Regions from separate parts of the Mus musculus genome. Here all the other regions are linked to region 1. The links are chromatin loops, found by intact Hi-C in ENCODE. Cell type or tissue: heart. All regions are shown on one strand.

Evidence for each region. Peaks named below come from ENCODE experiments on the same cell type or tissue, not always from the same donor. Only the 100,000 strongest peaks of a DNase experiment are listed, where the experiment ranks them.
Region 2: a loop joins it to region 1, with 2.1 times the contacts of the local background. A loop is called at or near these places in 3 of 42 quality-filtered maps.
Region 3: a loop joins it to region 1, with 3 times the contacts of the local background. A loop is called at or near these places in 18 of 42 quality-filtered maps.

Annotation. Positions count from the first base shown.
Region 1 is chr1:87,751,067-87,759,066 of GRCm38, forward strand. Atg16l1 (autophagy related 16-like 1 (S. cerevisiae)) reads left to right here and starts at 4,945. Exons shown (of 18, transcript NM_029846.4): 1 at 4,945-5,248. The coding sequence starts at 5,134. Gm33517 (predicted gene, 33517) reads right to left here and starts at 4,680. Exons shown (of 4, transcript NR_157047.1): 1 at 4,259-4,680. In heart, a CTCF peak has its summit at 4,831; a DNase peak (open chromatin) is centred at 4,885; H3K4me3 peaks cover 2,159 bases; H3K27ac peaks cover 1,768 bases; H3K27me3 peaks cover 766 bases.
Region 2 is chr1:87,692,063-87,700,062 of GRCm38, forward strand. It overlaps Inpp5d (inositol polyphosphate-5-phosphatase D), which reads left to right. Exons shown (of 27, transcript NM_010566.3): 11 at 3,271-3,373; 12 at 5,287-5,483; 13 at 6,051-6,168; 14 at 6,966-7,062; 15 at 7,578-7,716. It overlaps Gm33470 (a long non-coding RNA gene), which reads right to left. Exons shown (of 4, transcript XR_878350.2): 4 at 7,711-7,772. Among named protein-coding and RNA genes, the nearest start is that of Gm33470, 29 kb to the right of the region's middle. In heart, a CTCF peak has its summit at 4,498 (motif pointing right); no DNase peak of the experiment used is centred here.
Region 3 is chr1:87,919,280-87,927,279 of GRCm38, forward strand. Dgkd (diacylglycerol kinase, delta) reads left to right here. Exons shown (of 30, transcript NM_177646.3): 10 at 2,294-2,402; 11 at 4,793-4,932; 12 at 5,201-5,285; 13 at 6,415-6,509; 14 at 6,594-6,693; 15 at 6,772-7,045; 16 at 7,587-7,745. Among named protein-coding and RNA genes, the nearest start is that of Gm19582, 69 kb to the left of the region's middle. In heart, a CTCF peak has its summit at 3,590 (motif pointing left); no DNase peak of the experiment used is centred here.

The sequences.
Region 1 (8,000 bases):
TGGTTGCTAGCTGAGCAAATTAGCAAACATACCAATTATGTTTTAATTATATGCCTGTCAGAAAATTCTCATGATTAGTTGACAAGATTTGGTGCCATGTTGAAGATAACTCTCAGGACCTGCTTCCTCATTTACTTCCCTGCAGGAGGAAATAACTTACATGTGATTCCCAGGGTTCCCTTTAATGCCTCCAGAGAAACTATTGGGGTATCCTTACTACAGGTCTAGAACCTGTTCTCCATGTTTGTTCTGTTCCAACGATTTCTTAACTGTCTATGAAGGATCTTCTTTTTTGTTATTCTTTGATTCTTTTTTATAGTTCAGTCTTTATCCCCCTCCTGGTCTACCCTCTGACTATTCCTCATCCCATACCTTCCCCCCCCCCGTGTCTCCAACAGAATGTCTCCACTCCACCCCCCACCAGATCTCCCTACTCCCTGAGGCCTCAAGTCTCTTGAGGGTTAGATGCATATGAAGGATCTTTTTACTAGAAGACTCTGACATTCCATTCCCCTTTTGTGAATCCTACATTGTGTGGCTCCATATCTTTTTAATCAAATTTTATTTACTGTTTGTACACATGCACCTGTGTTGTGTCTATGTGTGTACATGAGTGCCCCAGTGTGTATGTATGTGTGAAGGTCAGAGGAAAACTGGCAGGAGTCCATTATTTCTAGTGTATGTGCCCTAGGTCTTGAACTCGGGTCACCAAGCTTGGCAACAATTACCCTTACCTGCTGAGCCATTTCATTGGTCCTTGTTACAATCTTACTAACCTGCTAAAAGCAACATATTCACTAGACTGTTAAAGGGAATGATGTTCAGACAATTCTGAACCAATTTTTCTGTTCAAGTGAGCTTGTCAAACAAAGCCATCTGTCTTAGTCAGGGTTTCTATTCCTGCACAAAACATCATGACCAAAAATCAAGTTGGGGAGGAAAGGGTCCATTCAGCTTATACTTCCACATTGCTGTTTATCACAAAAAAGTCAGAACAGGAACTCACACAGGGTAGAAACTTGGAGACAGGAGTGGATGCAGAAGTCATGGAGGAATGCTGCTTACGGGCTTGCTTCCCCTGGTTTGCTCAGCTTGCTTTCTTATAGAACCCAAGACTACTTGTCCAGGGATGGTCTGGGCCCTCCACACTTGATCACTAATTGAGAAAATGCCTTACAGCTGGATCTCATGGACGTATTTCCTCAAGGGAGGCTCCTTTCTCTGTGATAACTCCAGCTTGTGTCAGGTTGACACATAAACCCGGACAGTACACCATCTTTCTAAGGGTCTGTGTGTCATCAGTTTCTCCCTTCTAACTTCTACTAGTATTGGATTGCCTTCTGAGGCTCCTAGGAGTATAATGAAGGACAGAATCTCTGATTCATTGTTCACAGCTTTTATTAGCTCTATTTTCATCCATCTCCTTCTCGTGGTGGTGGTGGTAGTGAGGCATTTCTAAGGTCAGTGGTTCTGAGCACAGAGGCACATGACTATAGATAGTCTCAGCTACTCCAGAGGGCAGATATAAGAACATCTGGTAGAATGCAACTTGTGGAGAGAATCTGAAAGCAGGGGGTTCTAGGAGACAGCTTAATTCCCTGCTCCTAACTTTGTACAGCTTGAGAAGCAATTGTGAAACCATGGCCCAACATTCACAGCAAAACGTCAACTTTCTTAACAGAGATCCATGCGATCATTTCCGGGAGCATGAAAGGTCACCAAAAAGGAGCCAGAGATGAAACAGATGTCTTAGGTTTTTGGTGGTTGGTTTTTTTGAGACAGGTTCTGGCTATCACAGAACTCACCATGTAGACCAGGCTTGCCTCAAATCATGAGAGACCCACCTGTCTCTGCCTCCCCAGTGAGCCATCCAGCCCAGCTTTCAGTCTGTTAATCAAGAAAACAATGCACAGGCTCGCCTTCAGGCCAATCTTATGGAGACAGTTTCTTAGAGGAGGTTCCCTCTTCCCAGACTGCGTCAGGTTAAAAGAAAATAAACAACAAACAGAACACAAAACTAGTACAGCATCAGGAAAGCTACCAGACATCTCTCCTAGATAATACTGTAATATCCGAAATGAATTCAAGACCACCTAGTACCTTCCCCCTCTGAAAAGGACTTTCCAAACTATACAAGCAGGCCAAGTGCAGAGCCAGGCTAAACAAATGTAAAAACATAGTTTTAGCAGTCAAAATTACTAACTTTGCTACTGCTAAAATAATATTAGCTGTTCTCAGAGAAATAACCATAACAAGATTAGCAATTCTCCTACTCTGCCCCACACTAAATTCTGACAAAGACCACAAACCACCCTGACCTTGTTGCGAGAATTTCCTTGATGTTAATAGCTGTGACGTTAATAGCTGATCCATAAGTTTAAAATGTACCATTACTTTGCTGACCAAATCATAATAACCCACCATGGGGGGGCAAGAAAAGTGAGGGACTAGGCCAAAGGGTTATTTAGTCACTACACAAACCAACCAATGCCTGAAAGAGTTACTTGCTACACCAATGAGAACCCTGTCGCTCAAATCTGCCCCTTACAAAGGTATAAAAAAGTGTGTTCTTTCTTTGTTCTGGGTCTCTCCTCTGGCCTGCGTGCTGAGAGGGAAGTCCCCAACATGTTGGATCAATAAAAATCCTCATGCGTTTTGCAGTGATGGCGGCGGTCTCTGTGGTCCTTGTAAGAGTCTTTTGATAAACTACAACAACAATAATAATGATAATAATAGGGATAATAATATATACAAAGAGCTCAAGAAGCTGGACTCCAGAAATTCAAATAACCCCATTAAAAATGGGGTACAGAGTTAAAGAATTCTCACCTGAGGAATACCGAATGGCTGAGAAGCACCTGAAAAAAAGTTCAACATCCTTAATCATCAGGGAAATGCAAATCAAAACATCCCTGAGATTCCACCTCACACCAGTCAGAATGGCTAAGATCAAAAATTCAGGTGACAGCAGATGCTGGGGAGGATGTGAAGAAAGAGGAACATTCCTCCATTGCTGGTGGGATTGCAAGCTTGTACAACCACTCTGGAAGTCAGTCTGGCGGTTCCTCAGAAAATTGGACATAATACTACCAGAAGATCCAGCAATACCTCTCCTGGGCATATACCCAGAAGATGTTCCAACTGGTAATAAGAACACATGCTCCACTATGTTCATAGCAGCCTTATTTATAATAGCCAGAAGCTGGAAAGAACCCAGATGTCCCTCAACAGAGGAATGTATACAGAAAATGTGATAATTTACACAATGGAGTACTACTCAGCTATTAAAAACAATGAATTTATGAAATTCTTGGATAAATGGATGTATCTGGAGGATATCATCCTGAGTGAAGTAACCCAATCACTATAGAACACACATGATATGCACTCACTGATAAGGGGATATTAGCCCAGAAACTTAGAATACCCAAGATACAATTTGCAAAACACAAGAAAATCAAGAAGAGGGAAGACCAACAGGTGGATACTTCATTCCTCCTTAAAATAGGGAACAAAATATCCATGAAAGGAGTTACAGAGACAAAGTTTGGAGCTAAAAGGATGGACTATCCAGAGACTACCCCACCTGGGGATCCATCCCATAATCAGCCACCAAACTCAGACACTATTGCACACACTAGCAAGATTTTGCTGAAGGGACCTTGGTATAACTGTCTTCCTGGCAAATACAGAAGTGGATGCTCACAGTCATCTATAAGATGGATCACAGGGCCCCCAGTGGAGAAGCTAGAGAGAGCATACAAGGAGCTGAAGGGGTTTGCAACCCTATAGGTGGAACAACAATATGAACTAACCAGTACCCCCAGAGTTTGTATCTCTAGCTGCATATGTAGCAGAAGATGGCCTAGTCGGCCATCACTGGGAAGAGAGGCCCCTTGGTATTGCAAACTTTATTTGCCCCAATTCAGGGGAATGCCAGGGCCAAGAAGTGGGAGTGGGTGGGTATGGGAGCAGGGCGGGGGGAGGGTATAGGGAACTTTCCGGATAGCATTTGAAATGTATATAAAGAAAAATTGTGAATCTCAAAAAAAAAAAAAAAGTGATAATAATACTACCCAAGGCTCCACGGCGAGTGTGTGTGTGTGAGTATGTGTGTGTATGAGTTTACAGTCTGCATTCCTCCAGCCTCAACCTGTGGGCTTTTCTGGAAAACCAGAAGTACCCTAAAAGGTTGAACCAATCTTCCTTGTTTTGAGAGAGAAATGGGTGGCCTTACTCCATGAATTATGCTACTCACCTCCTTTTCATTAAGAAAAAAAAATAAATCCCCAACAAAGATATCTTTTAAAAAAAAATCCACTCCTCTCTTTGGCGTGTTTACTTTGCTAAATTTCTCTTTAAACTGTGTCTCTCAATTGATTCATATCCTTTGAGAGCGTAGTAACCAAAAGACCAAAAAGATGGTTTGAGTCTAGGTGTTTGAGATCAGCCTTGAAGGCACACACAGGCATGAGCTAAAATTCAGTTTGCGTAGGTCTTGGAGGGACGCAGTTGTCTATGTGAAGACAGTTTTGCCATGCAGCAGAGAGAAATTACATTTCACGGCTTTTCACCTTCCGGTTAAATACCATTACTACCCCCATTTTACAGGTTAGGCACCTAATACTTAGGGAGGTTGTCACTCAACGACAATCATTCACTATACACAGGGGAGCTCCCACTTCTGAGCTGAAATTAAAAAAAAAAAAAAAAAAAAAAAAAAAAAGATGCACACACAATGTAAAAGGAGGAAGGAAACAGACACCCCCGGACAAAACCACCCCATTTCCTGTCTTCTTCCGCGAAGCCAGGGTGCCTCCCAGCGGCTGCCTCTCATCACCGACGCTTCCGGCTTCAAGGTTGCGTCATTTGAGAGCGTCCCGCGAAGTCTCGGCCGGGAGCTTGCGCGCGGCCTAGGACGTCGGGCTACGAGGCGGGCCTTCCGGCCTTCTCCAGAATAATTTCCGGCAGAGACCGGAAAATCTTCCCGGATCGCCTCCGGGTGCCCTGTGTGGGAAGGTGAGGTTCCGGCGGCCGGCTTCTGTTCGCTGGCGGCTGGCAGCACGCTGCAGCCTGCAGCCCCCCAGTGTCGGCACGGATCGGCCGCCCTGAGGCGCCGGGGCAGCGTTCGGCATGTCGTCGGGCCTGCGCGCCGCAGACTTTCCCCGCTGGAAGCGTCACATCGCGGAGGAACTGAGGCGCCGGGACCGACTGCAGAGGCAGGCGTTCGAGGAGATCATTCTGCAGTGTGAGCGGCACGCGCGGGCCCGGGGCGGGGAGTGGAACGCGCCGTGGCAGCGAGAACCCCGGCTCCGCCCGCGCGCATGGCGGCCTCGTCGGGGACCTGGCGTCCCGCACGTCTCGAGCCCTTTCGTTGCTTACCTTCCTTCTTTGGCTTAAACCTTAGGCGCGATCATGGAGGGTTCCCCTTTTCCAGGTTCTTTCCACAGACATCGTTTGCAGTTGTAAATCTCGATAACCCAGGCGGCGCCGATGCACTTAGGTAGTCAGGCTCCAAAAACGTCGTGTTTAAGGAATCGAGTTCAAGACAGAGATTGACTTTACGCATTAACTCGAGAGATGGACGTTCTCTTCGGAATGCTGTGGAACTAGTGGTTTTTGACTTCTCAGGCCTCTCCATATTGTTGGTACACATTTGAGTTTTAGGATTTGTCCACTGGGTCATTTGCTATTATTGAAAGCCTTAAGTGAGAAAAAAAGAGTGGTCTCTTCGCCGCTCTTTGCGAATTTTAAGGATCGAAAGTATCTTGTATTCTTAAGGCGGGTTCTCAACGATCATTTTCGTGCCTCGTGTTCCCAATTTAGCCAATCTGTTTCACATTTGAACGAATGCGTTGACACTCCTCGATCCTGAGGTTCCATCTGCTTCCTGAGATAGCCTGGGCATAGTCTTCCTAAGTTTTTGCGGGTAGTGGGATTTGAAATCGTAGTACTGCTATTTGCATTCTGATGGGGATAAATCAGTAGTTATTTACACGTTAGAATCATCTGGGGATGTACTTGACAATCAAAAACACTCCAGACTAATTAAGTCAGTATAAATGACAGAAGATAAAATAGTCCCATACTTTTTTTATGCTTCCTGAGTGGTTCGATTTGCACACACGTTTGAGCATTTTAAGTAATTGGCATGTATTGTTTCATGTTAAATTTTTATGAAGCACCAAGGCCAACGATGATGAAGTTGCAGTATGGGTTAATGTTGGGGCTGAGGTTAGACATTGGTTTTAAGACACTTGTGCATTTGCCTTTGTTGGCTCTCCTGAGGAATGGCTCTTTCTCAGCACTTAGCCCTTTAAAAGGAGAGCAGGAAAGGGACGCTGTCTCTGGTGTGTTGCTTCCTTGCACTCTGGGAGAGCAATGGCTATTAATGTAGCCCAGGAATCTGTTTACACGTTTTATGGGTTCCGTTCTTGTTTCTCTTTAAAAGATAATGTAGTTAAAATCTGACAGATTGGGTCAGAGATCTCACTAGGTCCTTACAGACATTTCTAGTTTGGTGCATCTTTAAAATGGGAGTGAAGATATGCCCTGCCTGCTTCATAAAAATAGAGTGTATATAAGGGCATTAAACAACATCTATAATAATCTTGGAGACAACTTGAGTCATTTTCGTTTTGTTTTGATTTTTTTTTTTAAATTTCAAAACTGGATAACCTATTGGTAGGAGAGTGTCAAACCATTGGAACAGTCAGAGATGGGAAATATTTTAAATAATGAAGATTCTTTCCAAGTTAATGAGGGATGAGCTGAGATGAATTTCAGGTGATCAGGTCCTTAAATAATACTATCTACTTAGAGCAGAGGAATCTGGGACATCTGTCAACAACCACAGAAGAAAGAAGTTTTCGGTGTTTATAGACTTTGGAGGGTGGGATCTTTGTACTTGCTAGGCTAGTGAAGGCACTAGATAGACTACAAAGCTGTAATTTAGGAAACTAATCCTACTGTTCACGCTATTTTAGGTTGTTACTAGTATTTGCCAGTTTAGGGAAGGTGCTGGATAGAACGTAAGGTCTGGCTGATCCTCAGTCAGTCACGGAATAGCTGTTTGAGAAGAGAACACAGCATGGGAGGCCAATGGAGCAGGTTGGGCAGACAACCTTTGCTTCTTTATATCTTTCTTCATAGGCCAGGGCATTGGTCATATCTTTTCTAGTTTGACTATGACCTAGTTCATTCTAGCCTTCTCAAGCTGGTCATTTCTGACCATCTCCCTTGTGTTCCTTGTGTAGTTCTGTCTGAGCCTGAACAGAAACACAAGAAGAGGCCTTGGGTAAGTGTGGACTCCCTTATTGATGATCCTTCTTTGTAGGAGAAAACCTTTATGAAGGAGCCCTCTTAAATGCCTGGTGTCCTTTAAAAGCCCCACCCTCCCTTCTCACAGGATGTCCATCTGTGGTGAAACTGAATGACACCCTCTTTTTGTCAATGCTCTCCAAGGAACCACTTCCTCCTAAAATCCATCAAATGCAGGAAACTTTTTCCTGCACTTCCATTTTAAGGAGAAGTAGGACTGCCAGCATGCCCAGCTTTGGTTGTAGTGCAGATTTGTAACCCTCAGAGGTCTACAGGGTTCCTGTGCTCCGTCTCTTGTTCTGCTTGGTGACGTTGGAACTCAGAATGTGCTGCTTTGGTGTTTGAAACTAACTGGGTCTCTTTGTCACCCAGACTGGCCTCCAACTCAGGTTCTCTCGAAGCCTACAGCATGCTGACATAAAGGCATTGCCCCAACTCAGGCTATCCTTTGACTCTCATTTCTCCTTCAAGCATAAGAAAGGTTCTTTTACCAACTGAAGTTTGTTTTTGTTTTTGTTGAGGCAATTCTGTGCCCTGGAGCCCAGAGCATGCTAGACTAGTGCTCTCCACTGAACTACACTTGTTCCACATCTCCCCCTAGTAATCTCATCAAATGACCAGGAAGAACTAGATGCTGGGAAAGAGAACCTTAAGCCTCACTGTCTCGTCTCAGTTGTGTA
Region 2 (8,000 bases), 59 kb before region 1:
TTTAAGACCTGAACCAGTGCTCCCCTGTCACTTCTGTGTGACTTCTGTTTTTAAACTCTGCCCTGCTCTGCTAAAGTAACCCCTGGATGTGCTTCATCCAATCCAGATGTGTGGTCTCTGCATCTTGATTGCTCACCTCAGAAGTCCCCTCAAATGGGCTGATTACCACACAGAGGCCTTGCTGTTCACGCTCAGTGAGGCGCTAAAAGTGGATAGAAGAACAGATAGTGTGGGTCCACATGCTGCCCCACCTCTGGGGTGTGGGACATGCCACTTAGGAAGGTGAAACACAGGAGTTTGCCTGTGCTTATCCCATCCTACTGCCATCAGGTGCTGGGCTTCAGGGAAGAACCAAGACACCATTCTGGGGGTAGGAAGATGCAATCTAAGATAGGGGAGATTGAAGTTGGGGTTTCCTGACTTCCGGGCCTCCAGTTGCTTCTGGAGAACTGCACAGAGAAGTCGGTAATGAAGTGTCAGGGATTCATGGGCGACACAGCGTGATAAGGGGGAGGGGGGGCTGTGTGTGTGTGGCTGAGTTGCAAGGAATTGAGAGCAGAGTTCAGGGAGGGACCCACAGGCTGATGACTGGGACTAGCCCAGGGGGCCAGGGGAATGGGAACTCTGGGTTAGCTTATCAACAAAGGGGTGCAGATGGACTTTCTATGGGAGACTTAAGCTTCGGCTCTATAGATGAAGGCCTTCCCCATGCTCCCCATGGCAGTTCTCAATGAAAGAGACAGTCCTTGCTTCCAAAGTGTTATTGGTTGTTCATCATGGAAAATGGCTGCTTACCAACTTCTCTGGGTGGGCCAGAGATTAAATACCTTCTTCAAGAAGGAATGTCGGTTCAAGAAGGGACACTTTGTGGCTAAACTCTCAGGGCCTCTAGGTACCTACCTCATTAGTATAGAGAATTCTGTTTTGGGCTATGTGAACAACATGGGGAATATGGTATGTGTTCCAGGCCAGGAATCTGGCAGGGAGCAGGGAGGCACCTACCATCTTAAGTGTGAGTTTCTGGAGTCTTCTGTTCTCCATTACCAAGTTTCCTGGCATGGTGAACTGTCCCACAAGATAGGGCACATAGCTTAGCATGTGTGGCTGACTCACGGGTCAGACATTGGAGACAAGCTAAGGGAAGGCTCCCAGTACAGTCTCATAGAGGTAACCCCCACCAGGTTCCCAAGGCATCTACTTTCACTCATCCTGGGAGGGAATATGAAGGTACAGTGGCAGGCATGAGCCGACGGGAACAGTAGCAAGAGAGTACAGAAAGTAGAGAATGTTCACATGGTTAGGCAGCATTCTAGGCTTCAGGAGCATAGGTCCCAAACTGGCTATTTCTGTCCCATTGCTGCAAGCTCAGTGGGGTTGAGACACTGACCCTTGAGCCATCGCTGGTTAAAGGCAGGTTTCAATAAAGAAGCTCTTGTTATGTCATGATGAGCTGGTATCTTTAGAGTGGGCCACTGTGATATTTGCAATGATGAGGTTGAATCATATGAAATTGCTGGCTTTGAAACCAGGTGAGGGACACCAGGCATCCGGCCTTTCATATTGGCACTTGTCATAGTTAGGGTTTTACTTCTGTGAACAGACACAATGACCAAGGCAACTCTTGTAAGGACAACATTTAATTGGGGCTGGCTTACAGGTTCAGAGGTTCAGTCCATTATCATCAAGGCAGGAACATGGTAGTGTCTAAGCAGGCAGACATGGTGCAGGAGGAGCTGAGAGTTCTACACCTTCATCTGAAGGCCACTAGGAGAAGACTGGTTTTCAGGCTGCTAGAATGAAGGTCTTAAGGCTCACACTCACAGTGACACACTTCCTCCAATAAGGCCACACCTATCCCAACAAAGCCACACCTCCAAATAGTGCTATTCCCTGAGTCAAGCATTCATAGGACTGCTTGAAATTTTGTGTGTTCTCATTTAAAGTCAGCCACCCTATTGACGACAGCCCTCTAGACTAAGAGAGAGACGAGTCTCATGCTCCGCTGTGAGCATAGGAGAAATACATGTAAGAGATCAGGGAGGCCCTTTTCCTAACATGCCCTTTGGCCTTTGCTTAGTTTTATTTAAAAAAATTATTTTATTTGGAGGTGGATGCATGTGCCTCAGTGCATGTGTGGAGGTCAGAGGACAACCTGCAGGAGTTACTTCCCTCTCTACCATATGAGTCCCAAGGATTGAACTCCATTGCATAGTGTATGTCTTCACTGCGGAGCCATTGTGCTGGCCCCGTTTCTCTACATTTTCTCTCACCAAATAAGTAATTCAGTCTTACAGAAATAAAATAAAAACGTTGCAACCAAAATAGTTAAAAGTTTAAAAGAAAAGCAGCACGGCCTTCACTGCTAACCGGTTCTGGACTTCCCCTTCCGGTCGGCTTAAGGGATTATTGTCGTCATCGTCGTCATCGTCGTTGTTTGTTTTTATGGTTTGCCTTGGTTTGGGCTTTCGTGAGACAGGATTTTTGCAATATTGTTCTGTCTAGCCTGGTGCTCACTATTTACCACAGATTGGCCTTGAACTCACGGCAGTCTTCTTACCTCAGCCTTCCAAGTGCTGGAATTACATGGCCATGCCCCACACTTTTTTTTTTTAAAGATTTATTTATTAATTATATGTAAGTACATTGTAGCTGTCTTCAGACACTCCAGAAGAGGGAGTCAGATCTCGTTACGGATGGTTGTGAGCCACCATGTGGTTGCTGGGATTTGAACTCCGGACCTTTGGAAGAGCAGTCGGGTGCTCTTACCCACTGAGCCATCTCACCAGCCCTTTTTTTTTTTTTTATTGCAATGGTGATACACATTCCATTTTGCCAAGTGGCATTTTATAAAAATTATGTATTGTGGCCACCTTTCTGTGGATAAAGTAATTCTACACCATAATGTTAAAACTCTGTGTGTGTGTGTATATATATATACATACATATATTTGTGAGTCCCTTACCTGTGAACATGCTCCAGTGCTCTAATGTATCTTGGTGCAGTTCCTCATTTTTTGCTTCAAATCATAACCTTGCAGTGGAACAGCTGGGTCCAAGAAGCCATATACTCATAGCTTTGAATGCATCTCTCCGGGTGGCTGCCTCTCTCACTTATACACACACACACACACACACACACACACACACACACACACACACACACACACACAAAGACCTTTCAGTATTTTTTTAAGCTGACCACATCTTTGTAGAGGCCAGTGTGCAGGGAGGTGGAGGTTCTGCTAAGTGTGTCTGTCCTTCCTCCCTCAGAAAAGAGAAGGCTTCTGTCAACTCCTGCAGCAGATGAAGAACAAGCATTCGGAGCAGCCAGAGCCTGACATGATCACCATCTTCATTGGCACTTGGAACATGGGTGGGTCCCTGTGCCCCCTCCATCCTACCAGCTCTACTTGGGTCCACCTTCCTGCCTCAGCTTCTACAAGTGGCACAAGGGGGCACCTCTATCTCTCAGCCATAGTCCTGGTCTCAATCCCATCTATACAACCTCTTTTCTAGAGAATTCTACCTTTGTCAGAGGATGATGAACAAGTAAAATAGGCTTTAGGATTAGTGCACCCCAAAAGTAGCCAAAGTAGCTTACTCTGCAGTTTACCAAGGGGCCCCAGGCCTGGAATAAAGAAGTCTGGTCCTTGCTTATCTAGGGAGGAAGTGAGGGGAGGGATAGAGACATCAGTGGATGAGTAGATGGATGGATGGGTAAGTGGATTGATGGATAGATCCTAGTGGCCCTAAGTTTAAGTGCCATATAAATAATATATAAGGTTTTTTTTAAAGATTTATTTATTATATGTAAGTACACTGTAGCTGTCTTCATACACACCAGAAGAGGGAGGCAGATCTTGTTATGGATGGTTGTGAGCCACCATGTGGTTGCTGGGATTTGAACTCTGGACCTTCGGAAGAGCAGTCGGGTGCTCTTACCAATGAGCCATCTCGCCAGCCCAATATATAAGTTTTTAGCATATATGTGTAGTTAAAAGTAAATGAACAAAATATGTATGCTAAATATAATGGTAGCATAATCATATGGTAAATATGTAAGTGAAATGATCATTTGGTATAAGTACTCAACAATAAAAGCTAAGGTACAAAATATATATTGGATTAAATATATATCATATATAACAATTACCACATATTATTATACTAAATATATATAATAGTACATTATACTAATTGTCAATTATACTAAATGTTTTGGGATATATATTGAGCTAGAATTAAATTTTTAAAATGTCCAGTTAAATCTGAATCTCAGACAACCATTGTATGGGGCATACTTACTCTAAAAATCACCCAGCCACCAGAAATTCAAATTTAATGGATATCTTAGTCTATCATTAACTCCTCAGGCACTCACCCTCAGGTGTTCAGGCATGTGGCACAAGGACCTTTCTAGTTCTCTTGTCCGTCTGTGAAGAGTTCTTTTGGTTGAACATGGCGGGAGGTCATCCCATTGCTGCCCTTCCAGCAGCAAACACATGGGGGCGCCCTTCCAGGAGAAGTCACATGGAGGCACTAGGCAGGAGCCCTGCTGCGCATGGCAGGTCTCCTTATGAGTTTCACTTAGAGCCCCCCGGGGGGGGGGGGGGAGTTTGGCAGAGATCATTATGTGGATTATTGGCTTCTTGTCTCTCTGTTGGCTGAGGGACATAGATAGATCTCCTCAGGGTGTGGGGAGAATATCTACCCATACTTAGGGTAGCTCCAGAAGTAGATTACCCATCATTCCTTGAGGGAGCTGCTTCCACTCATTTTTCAAAACGGAAGCTGAGACAAGTTGCAGCCCCCTCCTGTTTCTCTGTTGAGCACCTCTTCATCTCAGTTCTTAGCTGACTTATAACTTTCCTCCAGGAAGCCTTTGGTGTTTCCTGGCTGCACGGTAGAAGCCTCCATCCCGGACATGTCACTCACCCCTGAAAATGTAAACTCCTGAGTGACAAACGGGGCCAGATTTCATGTCTCACTGCCACCCTAGAGCCTAGGACATGTCTGGCAACCTGTTCAGTTAGATCAGGGCTCCAGAGAGGATCTCCCAGGCTTTCCATCCTTTGAAATGTAATGTTATCTTTACAACAAGATCTCACTGAGCTCTGCCCATAGCTAACATGTAAGGTGGTATCAGCACTGAGTCCTCCATCTAGGGCATTTGCCCCCATGATTTTTGTAACTATGTGATTCTCCTCTTCCCCTGTTTTGAATCCCCCTAATGCCCTTGACCTGACCTGTCTTTGACTCATTCGGTGTTGGGTTTTGCTGTTGAAGGTAATGCACCCCCTCCCAAGAAGATCACGTCCTGGTTTCTCTCCAAGGGGCAGGGAAAGACACGGGACGACTCTGCTGACTACATCCCCCATGACATCTATGTGATTGGCACCCAGGAGGATCCCCTTGGAGAGAAGGAGTGGCTGGAGCTACTCAGGCACTCCCTGCAAGAAGTCACCAGCATGACATTTAAAACAGTGAGCAGCTGGCCAGGCCTGGGGTGGGAAGACAGCAGACTCTTTCAAGCATTCCAGAAGTCAGACAGGATACTTCCAAAGATGTATAGGATTGCTCAGGGGTACCCCACTTTCAGAGCCACAGATGTGCATTGAGGTGGCACCCTTACAAGTTGATAGGGTCCTGAGTCCGCCATCTTCCCTACTCCTGCTTAAAAGAATAATATCGCCGGGCGTGGTGGTGCACGCCTTTAATCCCAGCACTCGGGAGGCAGAGGCAGGCGGATTTCTGAGTTTGAGGCCAGCCTGGTCTACAAAGTGAATTCCAGGGCAGCCAGGGCTATACAGAGAAAAAACCAAAAAGAAAAGAAAAAGAATAATATTTACTTCCTAGATGCATTTTCAGTCCCAGTTCTCATCTCTGAGGTGCTTTGTCTCATTTCTAGGCATTGTTGGAAGTTCCCCCTGAAAGCTAGGAAATACAGACAGGGTGTCTTACTCCCAGGGTGGAACCGGGGTGCATGTTCAGGGTTCCAAAGGTGTACCTCAGTCCTGTGTTGCAACACCATCTCCCACCACCACCACCAGGTTGCCATCCACACCCTCTGGAACATTCGCATAGTGGTGCTTGCCAAGCCAGAGCATGAGAATCGGATCAGCCATATCTGCACTGACAACGTGAAGACAGGCATCGCCAACACCCTGGGTGAGCATAGAGGGAAAGCCATTCCTGTGCATGCTCCTCCTCCTCCTCCTTTTGGCAATGTCCCAGGATAAACTGTGAGAGTCCTGTCCTGGGATCCCTTCGTCTCTAGCAAATCCAGAAGGTTTTCCTTGCAAAAACTCATCCAGGGTCTATACCAGCTCTGGCAATCTGGCTAAAATGTGGGTTCTGTCTCAGTAAGTCTCAGATGGTTTCCATTCTGACAAGCTTTCAGGTGACATAGTGCCAGCCAGTCCAGGGATCCCACTTGGAGAAGTGTGTGTACTTGTGTGTGTCCGTATTTTGGGGTGTGTATATGTGTGTGTTTATGTGCGTTTGTGTCTGTGTATGTCTCTCTGTGTGTGTCTATGTGGGTGTACATGTACATGTGTGTATCTGGGGTGAACATTTTTGATCCCACAGGAGTGGATCCTGAGTAGATAGTCATTCACTCAGTTGGGGGAGGAGGCACCTCCCAAATCCCAAGGCTCCAGGCTGCTCCACCCCTCCTTGTCCCTCTCTGCTCAGTATCATGGCCCCCAACATCCCCATAGCCAGAAACAGATGATAGCATTCTCCTTCCTTTCTCCTATGTAGAAAATCACAAGGCTGCTACCACCTGCCAGTCACTGGCATGTCCCACCCCCGCTGACCTATCCACTCTCCTCTCTTCCCTTGGTCTGCTTCTCTTTCTCCTTGCTAACAGCATTAGTACCCTTTACCTCACCTCAGCCTCTGACCCCTCGGCAAGCCTGCCTGCCTGCCTGACATTCTGCTTCTTCTCTTTCTTCCTCCCTCAGGAAACAAGGGAGCAGTGGGAGTGTCCTTCATGTTCAATGGAACCTCCTTGGGGTTCGTCAACAGCCACTTGACTTCTGGAAGTGAAAAAAAGCTCAGGTAATGGGAGCCATTCCCTCCATGCACCCAGACAGCCTTAGCCTCGCACACCCTGATGCTTGCCCAGCCTCAGGACCTTCTGGACATCTGCCGTCTGAGCAAAGACAACTGTAGTACAGTAGAGACCTCAGGTATATGTGACTCTTGTCTGGAGGACAGAAAACATGTTGATGTCATTATCAACCTAGTGAACCCCTTTGAGCCTGGTTCATTTCTAAAGGGAAATACCACTCAGGAGCATCCTATAGCTCAAAGCTCACTTTGTCTGCATGTGCCTCTGTCATGACCATAACCAGCTATTTCAATTGCTGATCTGTTTCCTAATGGGTAGATTCCTGCATGGAATCTAGACTCTGTGTTCCCAGTTGGGTTTCCCAGACACACTCAGGTGACCACTGGGACAGAGCTTGAGTCTAAGTCTCTGTTTCCCACCTGTTGCCTCTGACTTCCTACTGTCAGATCAAGGACAGTACCCATGCTAGATGTGCTAGATGGCCCTTGTTTTCTTGAATTAGGAGAAATCAAAACTATATGAACATCCTGCGGTTCCTGGCCCTGGGAGACAAGAAGCTAAGCCCATTTAACATCACCCACCGCTTCACCCACCTCTTCTGGCTTGGGGATCTCAACTACCGCGTGGAGCTGCCCACTTGGGTAAGGAGACTCCACCTTGGGTCGAGCCATAGGGGACAGAGGCTCTCAGGAGTCGGCTGTGGACAGAAAATCAAAGAGACATGTGAACACTCAGAACCAGGCTAAGGTAGCAGCTCTTCGCAGGATCTCAATACAGCTCCTGTCATGGATCCTCTGCCTTTCTTCATAGTTCCCTTCTGCTTGTGCCTCCTTTGCCCCAGGACTTCTATGGCTGCCCCTTGTCACTGTCACTGTCTTTCCAGTCAGCCAGCCAGCCAGCAGCAGCTGGGCTTGGTCAGGAAGCA
Region 3 (8,000 bases), 170 kb after region 1:
TTTTCCCCCACACTTCATCACACCTCCATAGAACATATTTCCTCCTCTCTTTATCTTTTTATAGACACATCATATTGACTGTTTATAATTCCAGTCACAGAGTATTATTCAACACCTTCTTCTTGCCTCTGTAGACACTGTACCCGTGGTGCATGAACATACATATAAGCAAAACAGCAGTATACATAAAATAAAAATGCATTTTTATAAAGAAATTTTTAAATAGCAAAGTTCAACTGCCCCTCTCAAAAGTCTGCTTATGAAGGACCTGCTCCTAATAGATGGTAGGTGTTTGCATCTCCCATTGCAAAAGCACCACACAAGAGTGAACATGCATGCGCAACTACTCTAGTTGCTACGTACAGCATGTTCACATGTATCAGCTCCTGTGCTTGGGACATTTCTGTGCTGGTGCTTACAGACCTGCCTTGCTCTCTGGACTGCCCGCTTAGTTCTCGGGAAGCCTTTTTCCAGTAAAACCAAGGGGACTTTTCCATCTCAGCACAGTGGGATCTTCATGCAGGTGCAGTGCTCGCCTGCCAGCCAGGGAGACGTGGCCTTCCCTTTTAGTTTTGTACTTTCCACAGGTTTGCAAGAAACATTTGTTCTTGTAAGGTAGGACTCAGAGGGCATGCCAGCATTTGGGGAGATTGAAATGGGAGGTGCTTGCAGCCCCTACTTCCATTGTGAGTTTGGGAGGAGCTTAGGAGAGGTTCTTTTAGAGCCAGATATTGCTATAGCTTGAGCCTGGACTTCTCTGTGTGCCTAAGCTGTGGGGCTCATGGGTGTTGGGCCTTCAATGTTCTTTCTTGTTTTTGTTTTTTTGTTTCTTATTTTTGTTTTGTTTTTCTGCTCTTTCTCACTTGCTGCACAGCTTGCTGGAAGACAGTCACTAGTGGCTTCCTACAGGCTGTTTGTTCAAAGGCAGCATTCCTGAAATTCTGCAGATACCTGTTTTCTGAATGGCACAGATCCATTCTTTCTGAGGTTAATGAGGAACTAGTCTCAGTTCGGCAGGGATATTAAAAGTACCGTATCTGCTGATTGTACTACACTGAACAGGCTCAGGTAGGGATATTGTTTGAAAACTCCACTGTGCTGTGTGGCAGGCAAGCTGGACTTTGATGTGTAAGAGCTCCCTGATATATCGCTGGAGCTAAGCAGAGGGTGGTGTGACAGAGGTCTAGTAGAGATGGCTTGGCAGCTGGTGTACTCATTTCCTGTTTCTGGGAAGCACCTGATATCATACACTTGGTTAACTACCTGAGTTCTGGCCTTGGTTGACCACTGCTTCTCTAGAGAGCAGGGATCCTCATTGGTGAACATTTAAAGGATACATGTAAATATTTTTCTTACCCTTTGGAAGTCAATGCAATCTTGATGCTCAGAACTTATTTGAACCATGGTTCAAATCTGAGGCACTGTCTTGTTGCCCATCCTAGCTTGTGTTCAGAGGACTTCCTCTGCAGCCAGCTCCATTAGAGACAGAGTCTGCAAGGTCCCTGGTGAGAAGGCAGCATATGTAAATAGTTACTTGAATGGAGGGAGGCACTGGTTTCTTTGGGATCCGAAGTAAGGGAGACTATGTTAAGCTAGTGATTTAGTGTCTCCAATGTGCTAGCTTCTGAGGAGGTCCAGTGTGCCCACTTTATACTCTTGCCTTCACCTTTTCCTATATACATGATAGGGACTAGGTCAGACCTTGGTGGAGCTGAGGGCATCAGATACTTATCAGAGAGGGCTCCTATTATTTGCTGAGATATTTGACTCTTTTCTCTTAATTAGCAAGCCATTAGACAAAACATATGATAGAACTCTTGTTTGAGAAGGTTTTATTGGAGACTCCTTAAGGACTCAGAGCAGCAATGGAGGCTGAGCCAAGCTGCCCTTACTCGGGGAGGGGAGGGCTGGGCTAGCACATGAATGAGGAAAGCAAGAGTTGGGGTTCTTGGGCCTGGTATTTAGCTGGGATATGGAAGACTGTGCCACAAGTCCTTCTAGGAGCTGACATCAAGTGAGAATGTCGTGGTACCCTGAAATGTGTGTATTATCTCCTCCCTGTTTCTGGTTGGAGGAGCTGCTGGGATCTGACATTGCCATCATTCATGTAGACAAAAATGGGCCCTGAGCAGAGGGGTTTGGCAGACAGACATCTAGGCCACCTTGTCGACCTTATATATACATATCTGGGCTTAGCCACATGGAACAGGGTGTCCCCTCAGTGTAGGACAGAGAAACCCGTCATTTGTCTTTTAAAGTGCACTCATTTCCCTGGCTTCCCATTCTTCTACAGCTTACGGTTATTTCAGAAGTTTGACACCTTCCGGATTCTGGTTTGTGGCGGGGATGGCAGTGTTGGCTGGGTCCTCTCTGAAATCGATAGCCTCAACCTTCACAAACAGGTACTACAAACAGGTGTTGAGGGGCACCCCACTGTGATGGATGAATGGGAAAATCATGTAGGTTAAGGGAGCTGTAAAAACAACTTGGCATCAGGCTCCATGTGGGGGATGAGTATGGGGGCTGTAGTCCCCTAAGCGCCACCTCTTTCCTGGGAGGTGATGTACCTAATTGCTAGATGCCTCTGTCTTAAGAGGAGAGGAAGAATCTTCAACCTCTATAAAGTTTGAGTTGCAGTTCATTGAACCTAATTGCCTAGTTTTTAACACTAAAATAAAGATATATTATCCTGATTTCTTCCTGTGTTCATTGATTTTTTTACCCTCAGTCCTTCTTTTTGGCAATTAGCCGTTGTGCCTACTGTCATAGCCGTCACTCAGATTGTGTCAAAATGCAGCCTGCTAGTTGGTTACTGAACTGTTGAAATAGCAGTATGTGTGGATTTCCGTATTCTGCTCCAGGAACAGCTCAGAGTGGCAGTTTTCCATGGGATGTAGTGGGAGGACCTGAGTTAGCACTTTTCCCCTCATGCAGGAGCTCGAGGACTGTGACAACCTTGCAGAAATCCTGTTCACATTATGGAATCTTCTCTTTTGAGGAGCCCCTTATTTAAATTTTTAGTGCCAAATTGCACTTGTCAGGGATGCTCCAGTTCACATTCCAGGTGACATGGGACCTTGCCTTGCCTTGTCTTGCTCAGGTGTGTAAACAGAAAGTGTTCATTTTACAGTAACGTCAAGGGCAGCCTTATTGGAATGCTGTTTTAAACCAATCCCCTGCTCATGGTTTTTACGTCTGTCAGTAAAGATCAGCTTTTTTCCTGCCAGGCGGTGGTGGCGCGTGCTTTTAAGCCCAACGCTTAGGAGACAGAGAGGCAGGTGGATCTCTGTGAATTCCAAGTCAGCCTGGTCTACAGAGTTCCAGGATAGCCAGGGCTACACAGAGGAATACGGTCTTGAAATGACAACAACACAACAAAACAAAACAAACATATTTCCCTAGTTTTCTGGCTTATCATTTTTATTTTCTTTATGATTTTTTGTTGTTGTTGTTCTTTAGTTTTCAGTGATTTTGTGTTCATTGTCTAGTTTTACTCACCAATCATAATTTGTGTATTGTCTGGAGAAGAGACGGTCCAGGGTTTACTGATAGCCACACCATAACTCTAGGAAAAGCTTCAGCACCCCCCAGTGGTGGGACTATAGTTACAGTTTTGTTGATTGGCTTTTGAGCTGAATGTTTGTTTGGCTTGCAGAAATGCTATGAATGTGGTTCTGGTACTCAGTCAAGTTCTGTAAACACTTGTCTCCTATGGCTTCTTTGTGCTTCTTGGAGCTCTGTGTACTCTCTCCTGCACCCCTAGCTTCCCCAGCCCTCTATGGGGTAGTGTTTCTTCCCCTGGCCTCTAGTACATGCTATATGGTCAAACTTCATGGGTCCCACTCTCATCTTTCACACTTTTCCTATGGGGAAAGCTTGTGACTCACTGGAGTTTGATGCCATGCCAATTTGGGGGACACTCTGGGGTTTCTGGGTATTGTAATGTTGCAGGTTTCCAACCTTGCTTTTCACTCAGCTCCTACTTTGCCCGAAAGTCTTCATGCATTCAAGACCCAAGGAGAAGCCCCCAACTATTCCTGATATCTTCGTCTTCCTTTTTCCCTACTTCAAGCTAGTTGCTGGCTTGCCCACATGATCCCAGCCTTCTTGTATCTTCCTTAGTCTGGGCCATCCATAGGCTGCTGAGAGTAACCCTCCCTAGGACAGTTATAACCCTTGGTCCTCCCTGCTGACAGCAGACTTTACTAGACCCCATATTTGCCCCTTCCTTCTCTGTTCTGCCTTCTTCCCTTACTTTTGCCCTCTGTTAAGTCTAGGAGGAGATAGCAGGGCTAGGGGCAATTTAGGAAACCACTACCTTACAGGTAAATACAGGACACAGACTAGGTCTTGTATGTTCAGACAGCCTTAGCATGGCTTCTGATAGGACCTATAAGTTGGGGGGTGGGGGGGGGTGACTTTTAGTGGTGTGGCATCAATGAGTGAGATGTACAGTAGGGTAGAGAGATGTTTGAGGAGTTATAGATTGACTCTTTAGGTCTGAGTATTTCAGTGTCTTTGGGAAGGGAGGGGTTATAGAAACCAGCAAGGTTTGATTGCCAAGACATGTTGAATAAGTGAGGAAGGGCTGGGGATCCTGGTATCTGCTGGTGATCACAAAGCCCATCTGTCCCCTCTAGTGGGCTCTACTGAGAAGGTACAGGCCACATACTTCAAATCAGACTTCCTACACTTATTGTGGCTATTGATGGTGTCAACAGAGTGTGTACTGCATGAGAATGGTTCTTAGACTTGCTGTCTAAGGAATGTTTTCCTCACTGTTTTCCACCAGTGTCAGCTAGGTGTGCTGCCCCTGGGGACAGGGAACGACCTGGCCCGTGTTCTTGGCTGGGGCTCTGCCTGTGATGATGATACACAGCTTCCTCAGATCTTGGCAAAGCTGGAGAGGGCCAGCACTAAGATGCTGGACAGGTGAGTGGGGCAGCCAGGATGTGTGAATGGCAGCTGGACCAAGAAGCATTGGCCTCTGTGGCCAAGCTTCATACTCTAAGACTTGTGAGGACTAAGACTAGCCCTAGTCTCAAGAAAACCAGAAAACTCAAACAGTCAGAATACAACTAAGATAAAGGCACCAGACTATGACATTGGAGCAGTGAGGGGTTGGTTGGGGGATGGGGCCCTGCAGATCCCTGGGTGTTAGTGGGTATTCTGCAGCTGAGCTGACTTTGGGCCTGTGCAGGTGGAGTGTCATGGCATATGAGACCAAGCTCCCTCGGCAGGCCTCCTCCTCCACTGTCACTGAGGACTTCAGCGAGGACTCAGAGGTACCACCATTTGCTTGCTCTTTCTCTTGTAGTGCTGGGAATGGCACTTCAATTCTCACACTTGGCACTGAGCTGACCCCCAGTCCACCACCTGCTATTTAAGCCCCACATGTGATTGTCATGTACTCAGCTTTTTTACTACATCCTTGTCCCTTTTGTGGTTCTGAAGGAGTGCAGGAAGAGCCTTGGGCTGAGATTGAGGCTGAGCAGGCTCAACTCTAGGGCTTCATGACTGTTGGGAGGTGCTTTCCGATGCCTAACCCCTTGTGACATCTTATGCTCAGCACTTATGCAGTCTGCTGTTCTTCCTATACAGCCTCCTCCTGTCTGCTTCCGGAAGTCTCCATGCTCATCTGTCTCTCTCTGACATCTGTGCTGCCCTTGTAGTTAGCACACACCGCTTCAGCACCAGTTCCAGTCCTCTGTGCTGAGCAGTGGCCACTCCAGGGATTCAGTTCTGAGATCCTGATTTGTGTTTATGTCCTAACTGCTCCGCTGGGCACATGCAGTGTTGGTCCTGCTAGGTGACTGGTCTGACAAGCCCAAGGGGTCAAGGACAGTAGCAGTCAGCAAGCCAAGCCAAGCCTACTTTTTATGGCTTCACAGGTGGAGCGTGGCCTGTGCTTTTGTTTTGAGAATATTTGTGTGGAGCCTGAGAAAAGTACCCAGGAAAATGTCTGAGACTGGCACAGATAGTTTCTCTTTGACCTGTGAGAAGGTTTGCTTGCTATGGGGTGGACAGAGAACGGTGGAGCTGAGAGACAGAGTTCCTGGTCAGGGCAAAAGGAAGCTTCTGCACTGCCTGGCCACGAGCGAGCGCACTACTGAAGGTAGACTGGGGTTTACGCCAGGGCTTTCAGGCTTTCTCACTGTCCTGCCTGAAGAGCCATAGTCTGTCGGGGGCTCTGATAGGGATTGTTTAGTTCTGACTCATCATTTAGTCTGTCCACAGGTTGGTGACACTTTTGTCCTCGCTCCCTTAGCGGTGGACAGCCCTGATAGTGTTTAGAGATGGTCTGTTCTGTGAGAGGATGGACCAGAAGGGCCGAAGAAAACTCCCAAGTCAGACACTAATGGCGCTCACAGTAGACTGTGGGACTAACTGCCCCCTGTTTTGGTATGATTATAGGTGCAGCAAATTCTCTTCTATGAAGACTCAGTCGCAGCTCATCTTTCTAAAATCTTAACTTCGGACCAGCATTCTGTGGTGATCTCATCAGCCAAGTGAGTAGTGGGGCTCTGGGGACTCAGAGAGGCGGCACGCTGCTGCTCTGCAGGGTCCCAGCCAAGCTGCCTTCTGTCCTACAGAGTGCTCTGTGAGACAGTGAAGGACTTTGTGGCTCGAGTGGGCAAGGCCTATGAGAAGACGACAGAGAGCTCGCAGGAGTCAGAGGTCATGGCCAAGAAGGTAGGTTCCCAGGCACAGGGTAGGTGGAGCAGCTGGTGCAGAGGAGCTTGCTCTCATGCTGCTATTTCTTGAATCCAGTGCTCTGTCTTGAAAGAGAAACTGGACTCTCTCCTCAAGACCTTGGATGACGAGTCTCAGGCTTCATCCTCTCTGTCTAACCCACCTCCTACCATTGCTGAGGAGGCTGAGGATGGGGACGGATCAGGCAACATCTGTAGCTCTACTGGGGACCATTTGGTGGGCTCGGCATGCCCCTCCCGGCCACAGATCTTCCGGCCCCGGGAGCAGCTAATGCTGAGAGCCAACAGCCTGAAGAAAGCAATTCGCCAGATTATAGAGCACACAGAAAAAGGTAATGGGTCTCTGAGTCCCTAGGTGTCACTGGAGTTCCCAGATTCCCTGGATGTAGTTATAGACCCAAGGACTTCCCCACCTCCATCTTCATATGACAGTTCCCAAACCCTGTCGACCATTCACTCTCTCCTACCTACCCTCTCACTGCCCTAGGACCACACTTGACACGGTGCTCTCCCTCTCACTTTACCAACTCTGTTCCTGTCATTCTGAGCAGCTCCACCTCTGATTGCTTCAGACCCTGTGGTCACACCGTACCTGGTCACCGGTGTGACCATACCACACACTCTCCTGCTAGGGCCTCTAGTTACTCTCTTCACCTCCACAACTTCCTGTCTCAGAGTCCTTCTCTCCAGCCTGTTAGCTGGAATGCCCAAGTCCTAGTACATTAACTGAGCTAGGGCACTGGACTAAAGTGTGTTGTGGTGAGGGTTTTGGGTCTGAGCCTTGAGCTATATTACCACTGAGAAGAGAGAACCTATAGTAGTATCCTTAGCCCTACTGGCACAGACTTAGCAAGAATGTTCTTTCTTTACCAGCGGTGGATGAGCAGAATGCCCAGACCCAGGAGCAGCAGGGTTTTGTCCTAGGCCTCTCTGAATCTGAGAAGAAGGACTTGAAGACTGACAACAGGGTGTGCACATCATCTGTCCATAGTGAGAGCTGTGTGATTGCCAAGGGGAGAAGTCAACGCAAAGGTATGGTTTGAGTGATACTTGGTGAGCTTGTCATGGACACTTTAGGGTGCTTTTTCTCTTTGCTCTGGCCATTGGAGTAAACTGACATTCTCACCTGTAGCCTATGTCTGTACCACCTTCATGTCACCAGATATGATTAGGAGAGGCATGTGCACTGTATCACCTGCAGGAAACAGGGCCTCCCCTGCTGAGGGACCTCGCTGTCCTCCCTAGGTGTTCTCATGGCTGCTCATAAGAGTCTGGCAAAACTGAGAT